Regions from separate parts of the Homo sapiens genome. Here region 1 is linked to region 2. Evidence: chromatin contacts called from ENCODE Hi-C or POLR2A ChIA-PET data. All regions are on one chromosome and are shown on one strand. The core of a region is the stretch at or near the end of the contact, and the rest is flanking DNA. Distances in the headings are between cores, read along the strand shown.

Evidence for each region. Hi-C counts contacts between places; a loop is a spot of excess contacts on that map. ChIA-PET counts read pairs that join two places held with the same protein, here RNA polymerase II (POLR2A). Pooled maps may share reads with other maps.
Region 1: a loop to region 2 is called in a pooled map, with 2.3 times the contacts of the local background. The contact joins the promoter of NRAP here to the enhancer-like site in region 2. A Hi-C loop is called at or near these places in 2 of 168 maps with a recorded cell type or tissue (endothelial cell of umbilical vein and naive thymus-derived CD4-positive, alpha-beta T cell), 6 of 37 single-sample maps with no recorded cell type and 10 of 50 pooled maps. POLR2A ChIA-PET finds 5 or more read pairs at or near these places in 2 of 52 experiments (MCF 10A and Panc1).

What each region holds. Positions count from the first base shown.
Region 1 is chr10:113,660,926-113,666,409 of GRCh38, reverse strand. It overlaps NRAP (nebulin related anchoring protein), which reads left to right and starts at 2,369. Exons shown (of 42, transcript NM_198060.4): 1 at 2,369-2,599; 2 at 2,964-3,058; 3 at 3,644-3,731. The coding sequence starts at 2,528.
Region 2 is chr10:113,785,643-113,791,586 of GRCh38, reverse strand. No RefSeq gene overlaps it. Among named protein-coding and RNA genes, the nearest start is that of MIR4483, 11 kb to the right of the region's middle. Within about 2 kb of position 2,711, at least 7 of the 41 ENCODE cell types and tissues checked have a DNase peak (open chromatin) inside an H3K27ac peak, as active enhancers do.

The DNA of each region.
Region 1 (5,484 bases), core at 1,120-3,619, 120 kb after region 2:
TATGGCCCCTTGGAAGATGGTCAAGCCATTCAATACACTTTATACCAGCTGGTGGCCCCGTTGAGAACAACCCTAATACCAACTGTTCCCTGCCCTGCATTTCCTGCCTTCTAACTCTTGCTCCCTGGATTATACTTTGGAATAAAGTCCTTGCATATAAGCCTTTGACACAGGTTCTGTTTTCTGGAGAACCCAGGCTAAGACTGATGTTATCTGAACCAACTCCTAAGGCCAAAGGAATGTGGTATGCTCACTGACTTGGCTTGGACGGCCTGCTGTAATCCCTGCGTCAAGTGGGAGGGGCTTAGGCCAAGGAGCAGGAGGGGCTGTATATAACATGAGAAGGGTGGTGTGAACCAACCAAGACTCGACTACACAGTGAAGTCTGTGTTTGTCTTGCCCCAGAAATGAGTGTTTACTTCTAGTTCCTTAAACTATCCCATTTCTAGTTCTATGGGGTTGTTTCTCCTAGCAATTTCTGATGTCTAATAAATCAGAAGTGATGGTACAAATCCAGTTTAGCATCTTGCATTTTGTAATTCTTGTGTTCACAAATGTGACCAACCCGTTTTAACGGCTACAGATTGCAATCACAAGCTTAGGCAGAGAAGGAACGTTGCAAGCTTCTTTTTTAAGTGAAATCCTCCTGATTCCTCAGCCCTCCGGACTGGGGTACAGTTCATTTCAGTGATTATTGGAGCTTCCACCCCACCCACTAAGTAAGGCTTGAGAAGCCTGGTGCAGAGCAAAACAACCGGGGAACCCTGCAGGTCTTTGTGCTGTGCCCATTGCTGTTCTCATTTGCAGGCTGGTGGCAGCCCTCCTGCCCAATCACGTTTCAGTGTGGGAGTCTTTGCTGAGCCTGGAGTCCCTGCTTTGAGTCCCCTCCCCATGCTGAGAGAGCCCTAGCCCCATGTGGGAAAACCTGAGACTCCGCCTTCCCCTTATACTCATGTGGACTTGAATGCTACTCTTCTTCATTGGCTTTAGAGCTTCTTCCTACCCCCTGGCTATCTCAGCACAACCCCAAAATACTACTCATCTTACTCCACCCTACCTGGGGACACCAACCTAACCTCAGAACATTTAGGGCCAAGGTCACAAATTGGTAACCTGCTGGCCAAATACTGCCCACGACTCTGTTATATTGTTTTATATACAAAAAGGGGAATTTCATTTGTAAATGCAGACTTCTGGTGTGCTCAGAATATTTGGAAAATATTCCGGAAAAATCAGGATATTTGGCAACCTGGAATGTTGATTGTTTCATGATGACAGTTGGCTGGGACTGAGGAGCAGTTGCCTGCTTCAGATGGGATGAGTGCTCATCTATTTGGAAAAGTTCCTACCATTATCTAGACTTCATACCTGGCCTCTATAGGCATTTTGGTGTGAGTATTAAATTTATTTCATTAATCCAATAAATCTTTATTAAGCACCTTTTATTGGCAGACCTTGTTCTAGGCATGGGGGATATAGAAGTGGCAAAAAGGACCAAAGATCCTGTTTAGACAGAACTCATATTTTGATGGGAGAGACACAATTTTTAAAAATAGAAACATTAACATGTAATATGTCCAGCTGTGATTACCACTATGAAGACCATCAAGCAGGCTAAGAGTAATGGAAGATAATGAGATAGGAGTGGGGACAGGTGAGGTGCCATTTTGTATCAGGTATTTCTATAAGGTGATAAGGTGACATTTCAGCAGAGACTGAAGGCAATGAGAGGCTTCCCAAAGCCAGGAAGAGAGATTCTGTCTTCATATCACCTCTTTTAAGGCCTGTGAGGCAAGGGAACAAGCACAAAGGCCTTCTTGGAACATTCTAGAATAAAATACAGAGGCCAAAACACCAAGAGTTCTCATTAGTTTTTAGTTTTGCGTTCCAGTAGAAGCTAAACACAAACTAACACCTTATTAAGTTTTTAGTTTAACTGTTGTAAACGCTTTGGGTAGGTAAAGTTAAAATTCAAGTGTGATATTTATCCATTTAAAGGAGTGAATCAATCCTATTTTATTTTCTATATTTTTGGGAGCTGGCCTTTCTGCTTTAGTCATAGGACGCATAGAGCAAGCTTTTCTAATTTGATTGTTGGATGACGGTGTGGCATCTTCCTTTAGGTTCTTTTCTTGGGTCATGATCACAGCTAGTGCTAAACCACTCCATGCTGCCTGATCATACACCAGGGTTTGGTTATCCACATAAACATGATGCTGTTGTGAGTTCATTTTTCTATTTAGAGAAGCATGTCAGCTAGAAATACTTCCACCTTATTTCCCAGACACATGCGTGCTGAGTGAGTGGCCAAAATAGCCCCTTGAGTAAGTGGCAGCTTTAAAAACCATCCAACTGCTGACTTCAAACTAGAAGGTCAGCAAAGGAAAGTGGAAGTTGGATTCTGAAAGATCGAGGTGCCCACAGGAATTTTATGGTCGTCGGATTTTGAAGACTTGAACTAGACTGGGGGTTCTCCTTGCATTTCTTGCCTGTTGCCTATCTTTGTCCTCTCTCTTCCGGCTTCGAGATGAATGTGCAGCCCTGTTCTAGGTGTGGGTATGGGGTTTATCCTGCCGAGAAGATCAGCTGTATAGATCAGGTCAGTAGACATTTCTTGGCTTTTGTGAATAATAACAAACACAGGAAATTGACCTTCTCACATATGGACATAGGTAAATATGGAAATTTAATTTTCAGTTAAATTGTTTTGAACCACAAGAAAAAGTTATATTTTCTCACCTTTATTTAGTTCTACACATTTCTATTTCTTCTGTGTTGTCTCAAAAAAAAAAAGTTATCCATTTATTTAACCGTGAGTGTTGTTATAGCTGTGTGTGTGGATTTTAATTTTTTTAAAATCAGCATTTTATCCTCGAAGTTCATTTTTTTACCCTAAAATATATAAGAACCTTGAGTCTGGGGGGAAAAGGGTAATTGCTAAATCTTCTCTATATGATTTCTAGATATGGCATAAAGCCTGTTTTCACTGTGAAGTTTGCAAGATGATGCTGTCTGTTAATAACTTTGTGAGTCACCAGAAAAAGCCGTACTGTCACGCGTAAGTGTTTGATGCCCCCACCACTACCTCTTGAGTTTTATTTGTTTTTCAACAAGGAGCCAACTAAACGTTCAAATCATATAACCCAGGGTTAAATCCAAGAAATATCTTCTCCCAAAGTGTTCCCTTGTATCCTGTCATTAAAGAGACCTAAGGTGGGATTTTATGCAATGGACACAAAACTTCAAATTTCTTCCAAGTAAAAGATCAAATATATCCACTATAACCTCATGTCAAATTATTAAATACTGTGCAGAACAATGTAATGGCCATAAATATGCATATAGAGCTTTGAAGTATTTTCTTTTAAATAATTTCAGAATCCTTTTTTACTTTCTTCAGAAAGTTTTCAAGTGATCATTTCCAGTTAAATTTAGGCTTTCAGTTATATATGTCGATTTTATTTGATTTGCTTTTTTTTCTGTAAGATGCATTGCCTGGAAAATCACGAACTTAATTTTTAAGTTTTACATTTATTGATTTTTTAAAAATAACTGTTATTATTTAAAAATAATTTTAAGAATAGTCCCTCAATCATTTGGATAAAGTACATTTCTAATTTTGATTTATACCTATTTGTTGTAGCCATAACCCTAAGAACAACACTTTCACCAGTGTCTATCACACTCCATTAAATCTAAATGTGAGGACATTTCCAGAGGCCATCAGTGGGGTAAGTTATTTAATTTTCAGTGGGATGGAGGGTATGGAGAATGATTGGTTACTGGGTAGAAACATGCAAATAGATAAAAGGAATATATTCTAGCCAGGCACAGTGGCTCACACCTACAATTCCAACACTTTGGGAGGCCAAAGCGGGCAGATGGTTTGAGCTTGGGAGTTAGAGACTAGCCTGGGCAACATAGTGAGACCCTGTCTTTATTTCTTAAAAAGTTAAATAAATAAAAGAAGGAACATGTTGTAATGTCCTATAGCAGACAGAGTAGGATGACCACAATTAACAACAATGTATCATATATTTCAAAATAGCTAGAATAGAAATGATAAATACTCGAGCCGATAAACACCCTAAATGCCCTGACTTGATCATTACACATTCTAATATGTAACAAAATATTATATGTACTCCATAAATATGTGCAAATATTATATACCGATTAACAATGCTAGGCACATGTTAAGTTTTTAAGTGTCTCTGTCTGCATGTGAACCTGCCCATTTCCTCCACATACACATGTAAAGTGCATTTGAGTAACAAATATGACTGTTTGTTCTCCCACAATATTAGGAGCCAATATACAGGATAATCTAGATTGAATAATTGAGGTCCTTGATTTCAGTATAATCTTTGTGTCTTGACCAGCTCAAGACTGTTTCATAAAATGATGACAGTTTATAGAGTAGGCTCTGCATATACTAGGTGCTTAATACATAAAACAATGCTTACGTAGTTGGAACATATTACAAGGATCTTGACTTTTCCCTGTGACATTCTGGTACACAAAATTAAAACCTTTAGTTTCACACTGTTAAGTCTCTCTGAATTCAGTCATTACTTATGATTATTGGCAGCCTGTTTTCCCCTTGGGGTGGGGATAAGTCAAAGATGTTTTCCTTTGGAAAGGAAGTTTAGTTTAGGACGTGTGGGGTTGAGATGGGGAGGTAAATATGGAGGCCACATTGCCAAATCCAACCTCTTGAAAATCTAATAGTGGAGTTTTGTCAAATAACCAGTTATCGACGGAACTCTTGCACCTATTAAAATGATGAATCATTGAGCTTCTATAACCCATGCCCACAAGAAGTTGCTCTGTGGGATGAAGTTTTAGTGGCTTTCTAAAATTAGAAAATTACCCATGAGGTGAAAGACTCTCTAGTGATCCCTCTTTACCCAAGATTCCCTTCCTAATGTTGCTCCACCTCATACTGACTCCCTTCCCTGCCCAGCTGTCCTCCTCCCAAAAAACTGTGTATGAGATAGAGGTAGTGACCTTGCTGTGTGGCTCTCTACACATGCTGCCAAGATACCTTATTTTCACTAAGTGCTTAGAACTAATTGTGAGTTTATTATTTCTTTTATTTAACAAGCATATATAGCATTTACTGTAGAAGCACTTAATTAATTTAACGTACACCACAACTCAATGAAGTTGATACTACTATTATCCCATTTTACGGTGAGGAAACAGAGGCTCAAATTGTTGCTCAGACATCATTGCTTCCTAGGGATTCACAAGTCTTATGAATTCACAAGTAATCCTAGGTTACTGAGAAGCCTAATTCTTTTAGGACTTTGTTTTCATCTCTTGGTGTCTGAGAGCAGCTACATGAAATTACAATAAATATTGAATCTAGCTCTTACTTAAACAGAGTACTGAACACTCTGCTAAGTTCTTTATATTATCTCATGTGTTCTTGACAAGAACCTTCTGTAATATTATTGTGTTATAGTTGAGGAAACTGAA
Region 2 (5,944 bases), core at 1,462-3,961:
TCCTAGCTAGGCCTTATGATTTGGTCATTATTTAGACTTTTGAAGACCTTTTCTCCTACAGTGTTAAATTTTATGTGATTTTGCCTGGCAAGATAATGGGATTGCAAGACAGTCTATGAGAAATCAGGGTTGGATTAGCATATAAGGAAAACACACATACACACACACGCACCAAGAAACCCCAAAACAAAACATTTGGTCAAGGGGTTACCTTTCTTTGGAGCGCAGCAAAATCCTGCCAGTCCCAAATATGCAAAAATAGCAATTATGTTTTCTTATCAACTTCCAAAAGAAGGCTTTAGGGGAGAAAGTGTAATTTCTAGCTACTTTAGCCACTGTCAATAGCTACTTAGCTATTGATAAGTTGAGAAATATGCCATTTGTCTTGGGTGCTTTACTGGTATCTTTCCACTTTCTCTGAAATCTAGCTTCGCACATCCTGCTCTTCTGGGCACTGAGTGCCCTCTTGTCCTTTCTTGCCATCTTTTTGCTCTGTTAAGATGCATATAGTCATTTACACTTTAGTATAAACGGATCTTCAAGTGGAACCCCTGGTTGTTGGGGGTAATTTTATTTTAAGATTTGATGATTATAGTAATTATTAACTATAAAGGAGTTAAAGATTCTCATTGAGCAGGTAGTCAACTGTTTCTTCTGCGGGGAAACTCTTAGGAGATTCACATGAAGTACTGTTTTAGAAAAGGCTGCTTAATTACTCCACGGGAAAGTGACTCCTGCCTTTTTTCTGTATGAACTATAAATGAAGCCCATTTCCAACATTGAAAGATGCCTTAATATAAAACTTCCCTACCCCGGTTTAGAGTCTAAGAGGGAAATTTTCTTTTGTATTTTTTATATATGCCATATAAATTTACATACCATAACATTCACCTTCTTAAAGAGTACAATTCAGTGGTTTTAAGTATATTCATGTAGTTGTACAATCAACCTCGCTATCCAATTTCAGAATTTTTTTTTTTTTGAGATGGAGTCTAGCTCTGTCACCCAGACTGGAGTGCAGTGGTGCAATCTCAGCTCACTGCAACCTCTGCCTCCCAGGTTCAAGCGATTCTCCTGCCTCAGCCTCCCAAGTAGCTGCGATTACAGGTGCCCACCACCACACCCAACTAATTTTTGTATTTTTAGTAGAGATGGGGTTTCACTGTGTTGGCCAGGCTGGTCTCAAACTCCTGACCTCGTGATCCCCCTCCCTTGGCCTCCCAAAGTGCTGGGATAACAAGCATGAGCCACCGCACACAGCCCAATTTCAGAATATTTTAATCACCCCAAAAAGAAACCCATTAACAATCACTTCATTCTCCCTTCCCCCATTCTCTGGCAACCAGTAATCTACTTTTTGTCTCTATGGATTTGTCTGTGCTAGACATTGTATATAAACAGAATCATGCAATATGTGACCTTTTATGTCTGGCTTCTTTCACTTAGCATGATGTCTTCAAGGTTCATCCATGTTGTAGCATGTATCAGTACTTCATTCTTGTTTGTTTGTTTTTTTTCTTGAGACAGAGTCTCACTCTGTCACTCAGTTCGGAATGCAGTGGCACTATCTCGGCTCACTGTAACCTCCGCCTCCCAAGACTCAAGTGATCCTTCCACCTCAGCCTCCTGAGTAGCTGGGACCACAGGTGTGTGCCACCATGTCCAGCTAATTTTTTATATTTTTGATAGAGACGGGATTTTGCCATATTGCCCAGGCTTGTCTCAAACTCCTGAGCTCAGGAGATGCATCCGCCTTGGCCTCCCAAAATGCTGGGATTACAGGCATGAGCCACCATGCCCGGCCTCTTTTTTATGACTAAATAATATCCCATATTATTTATTCCATGAATATATCACATTTTATTTATCTATTCCTCAGTTAATGGACATTTTCACTTTTTGGCTGTTATGAATAACGCTACTATGAACATTCATACACACGTTTATGTGTGGACATATATTTTCATTCTACAAGGGAACTTTTTACCCCTAAACAATTTTCACACCTGTATCCTTAATTAGGCTATCACCTCCCTGAGGGAACATATTTTATTCCTGTTAATATCACCAGTGCCTGACAGTCCCCTGAACCCAGAAGATGCTGGAAAAGTGATGACAGTGACAGCCGACAGGGATTAGGGAGTTCTACAGGACGCTTGAGAACTTCTTTGGCCCTCCAGTTACATTCTGGTGGCTGTGCACTGGGGGTTTGACCTGTTCTAGAATATTAAGTGAATCCTATTCATTCTTCAAGACATGAAATCCCTCCCACTACATCTCTGCACCCCAAATATATCCCTCCCTTGAAGCTTTTTCCAAACCAACTAGATAGAATTAGTCTTTAAGCCTTTTGTGTTTGTAACATTGAGTTGTGACTTTAACAAAGGATTTAGGATAATCATATTTGCCTTGTAGGTATCTATGTGTATGTTTTTATTACCTTCACTTGATGACGAGGTCTACAAAGCCAAGGATTCTTTATTATCTCCTGTCCAGAGGACTAGCCTAATGCCTTTGTCACTAGAAGTATGCATTAGTTTTGTATTAACTTGAGTATAATATAGAGCCAGATGGCCAACTCAAAGGAGGGTTATGAAACGCGTTTACTAGTCATAACAGAAGCTGCCACAGAATTCCCCTGGCTCCCGGAACCACAAAAGGAACCACTTTTGTGATTCTTCTGGGCAATAGGCCCAAAGATGAATGCGTGTTACTGAAATGAGAGATGTATAAAAACGCTGAGTCATTCTATGAGTCATTCCAACATGTTCCCTGTTTTTACTTTTGGAAAGTGAGCTCCATGTCTGATCCTGTCTGCACCGCCGTCCCTTGCTGGATTATTCTCTTCCAGAGCTCAGTTTCAGCTCCTCTTTCAGGACGCCTGTGGTCTCCAAAGCCAGTCTTTCTGGTCTGAGTTCTGGCTCTGTCTGGTACTAGCCATAGCCCTGAGCAAGCGATGTATCTTCTCTGTGCTTTGTCTCCCCATCCGAAACCCGGGGACAATAAGAGTCCTGGTCTCGCAGGGCTGTTTTTTGTTTTGTTTTTGTTTTGAGAGAGGGTCTCGCTCTCTCACCCAGGCTGGAGCGTAGTGGCAGTATCTCAGCTCACCGCAACCTCCACCTCCCGAGTTCAAGCTCAAGCGATTCTCCTGCCTCAGACTCCCGAGCAGGTGGGATTACAGATGCCCGCCACGACGCCCAGCTTATTTTTGTATTTTTGTAGAGACAGGGTTTCTCCATATTGGCCAAGCTGGTCTTGAACTCCTGACCTCAAGTGATCCACCTGCCTCGGCCTCCCAAAGTGCTGGGATTACAGATGTGAGCCACTGCACCTGGCCCACAGGGCTTTTATAGGAGTCAGTAGAGTGTTTGAATATTGCCCGGCAGATAGAAGGCACTCTCTGCATGTTAGTCATGGTTGGCATTCTGTTCCATCACGATCTCCTTCCTTTCTGAACCCTGCTATCACCATGTAGTTTGATAGTTCATTGTCCTCTGATTTTTCTTGGAGAGTGATTTTACACTGCCTCTAATTATTTTTCTGGTGGTCTCACCTATCCAGAACATACTTGAGAGCCAAGAGGCAAGCAAATGGCAATACCTCCACCGCCACCACCACCACTAGCACCAAGGCAACTGAGAACTCTAAATCAGTGTCACAGAACCCCTGGATTAAGAACCAACATCTTTACTCATAAAACCTCTTGGACCTACACTCAAAGCCTATTGATTCCTAGTGTGTATGGTTAGAACAAGCTGCATCCTCTGCTTTTGCAGCCCACAGCATAAACAAAGCAGTCTAGGATCAATTGGCATAGGTGGGAATAGTCCCCCACAGCTCAGTACTCCTTAGGAAATATTTAGAGTGTGGTAGATACTTAGAATGCCCATAACCATGTCCCTGAGTGGGAGGAGTTTAAGAATACAGGAAAGTGTTAAGAAATTTTAGAAAGATTATGATTCATATAAGCTAAAAATTAAACTTACAGAATAGTGCCATCTCAAATCATATCAGGTAAACAAAAGATCATGGTATGCTCAACTTTTCTCTTCCTCACTGTGTAGTAAGCTCTTTTTAAGAGAGTTTTAGATCTTCTATTTCTTTTATGTCCCCATAACAGCACCAAGCCTATTAACTGCTGCATAGGAACCTTAGAAATCTCTTAATTGTTGAAAAAATAGCTTACATTAAAAAGGCCCGGCATGGTGGTTCATGCCTGGAATCCCAACACTTTGGGAAGCTGAGGCAGGCAAATCACTTGAGCTCAGGAGCTCGAGACCAACCTGCAACGTAGTGAGACCTCATCTCTACAAAAAACACACACACAAAATTAGCCAGGTGCAGTGGTGTTTGCCTATAGTTTCAGCTACTCAGGAGGTTGAGGTGAGAGGATCGCTTGAGTCTGGGAAATCAAGGCTGCAGTGAGCCAAGATCCTGCCACTGCACTCCAGCCTGGGTGACAGGAACAAGACGCTGTCTCAAAAAAAAAAAAAAAAAAAAAAAAAAAAAAAAAAAAGCCCATAGCTTGATTTTCAATTAATTGCATCTGACCCCAGACCAAAAAGTAGTTATTAGCCTCACATTGGAATGACTCTGATAACATTTTTTGTGGTGGTGGGGGGGGGGGGGGCGGGGGGTGGTGCTGGGGTCAGATGCAATTAATAAATACCAATTTATGAACAAGGTTTGTGAATTATATTTAACAGAACATTCCTTCTTTTAACATATACTTATTGAGTACTTGTTATGTGCCATGCCCTATATTTATATGCTAGGAATATGGTGGTGAATAAGAAAGATGTGAATTATTTTCCTCTTGGGGGCTTAATACTCTGGATCAGTGCTGGCCTCTAGAAGTTTCTGTGATGATGAAAATATTTCACATCTGTGCCATCTAATACAGTACCAAATTGCCATACAGGGTTATTGAATGCTTCAAATATGGCTAGTGCAACTGAGAAACTGAATTTTAAATTTTATTTAATTTGCATTAGTTACAGTTAAATGGCCCCATGAAACTAGTGGCTTCATATGAGGCAGCACAGCTCCAGAGCCCAGTGCTGTGACTGCAAGGGGGCCCCTTAAACCTCCCTTCATTTTCTAGAACCATCTAACCAGAGTTGATATGGAGAACGGCCCCTAAGTCCTACCAGATTCTTGATCATTAGACAAAGACTTCATTAACTCAGACATTTTAAAGAGCTTTTTCAGTAAAACACATATCTTGCATATCCACAAAGTTCAACTTCACTGAAGAACTCTGAGTTAATACAGCTGAATCTGAGCATCCTCTCCCTTTGGGCCTGTTTATGATACTTTAAATTCCTCTTATCATCTCAAGGGAAAGTCACTTGGCACAAGCTCTGGAGAGAAATGGGATGGAGGTGGGGGGATCGTGGTGCGCCATCATCTTACCTTATTAAAGAATTATTGTGATTCTCCACCTGTCCTCTCCACTCCCCCTCAATATACACAGACACACACACATTTAGGTACATATATTGAATGTACAGTGGCTCAATCTCTAGGTAGAGAAGAATACCTTGCTGGAATCTACACTCACATGTTGACAGCTTCAAGTAAGGATGCATGTATTTGGCCCTCTGCATTCATTCCTTATCCTACCAGCTGCTTTTAAGATTTCACTCTGAAGGGTTTGCATCCTCAGCCGAGAGAACAAAGTGGAAATATATAGACTCCCTCTGTGGCCTGTTCTGCAGGCATAAGGCAAGCATTTGGAAGGGAGAGCAGGCCGGAGAGGTGGTAGCTCCAGATGCCCTGCTGAGAAGTGTGAGTGCAGGGAAGGTGTTGGCCTGGGAGGTGGAGGCATGGCATGGAGCTGGGGAAGCCCAGGCCAATATCTCCACATGTCTGGGCTCTGGTTTCTTCTCCAGCAAGACTGAAGGGCTGCACCAGATTTGAGCCGAGGATGTGATGGCCAAGA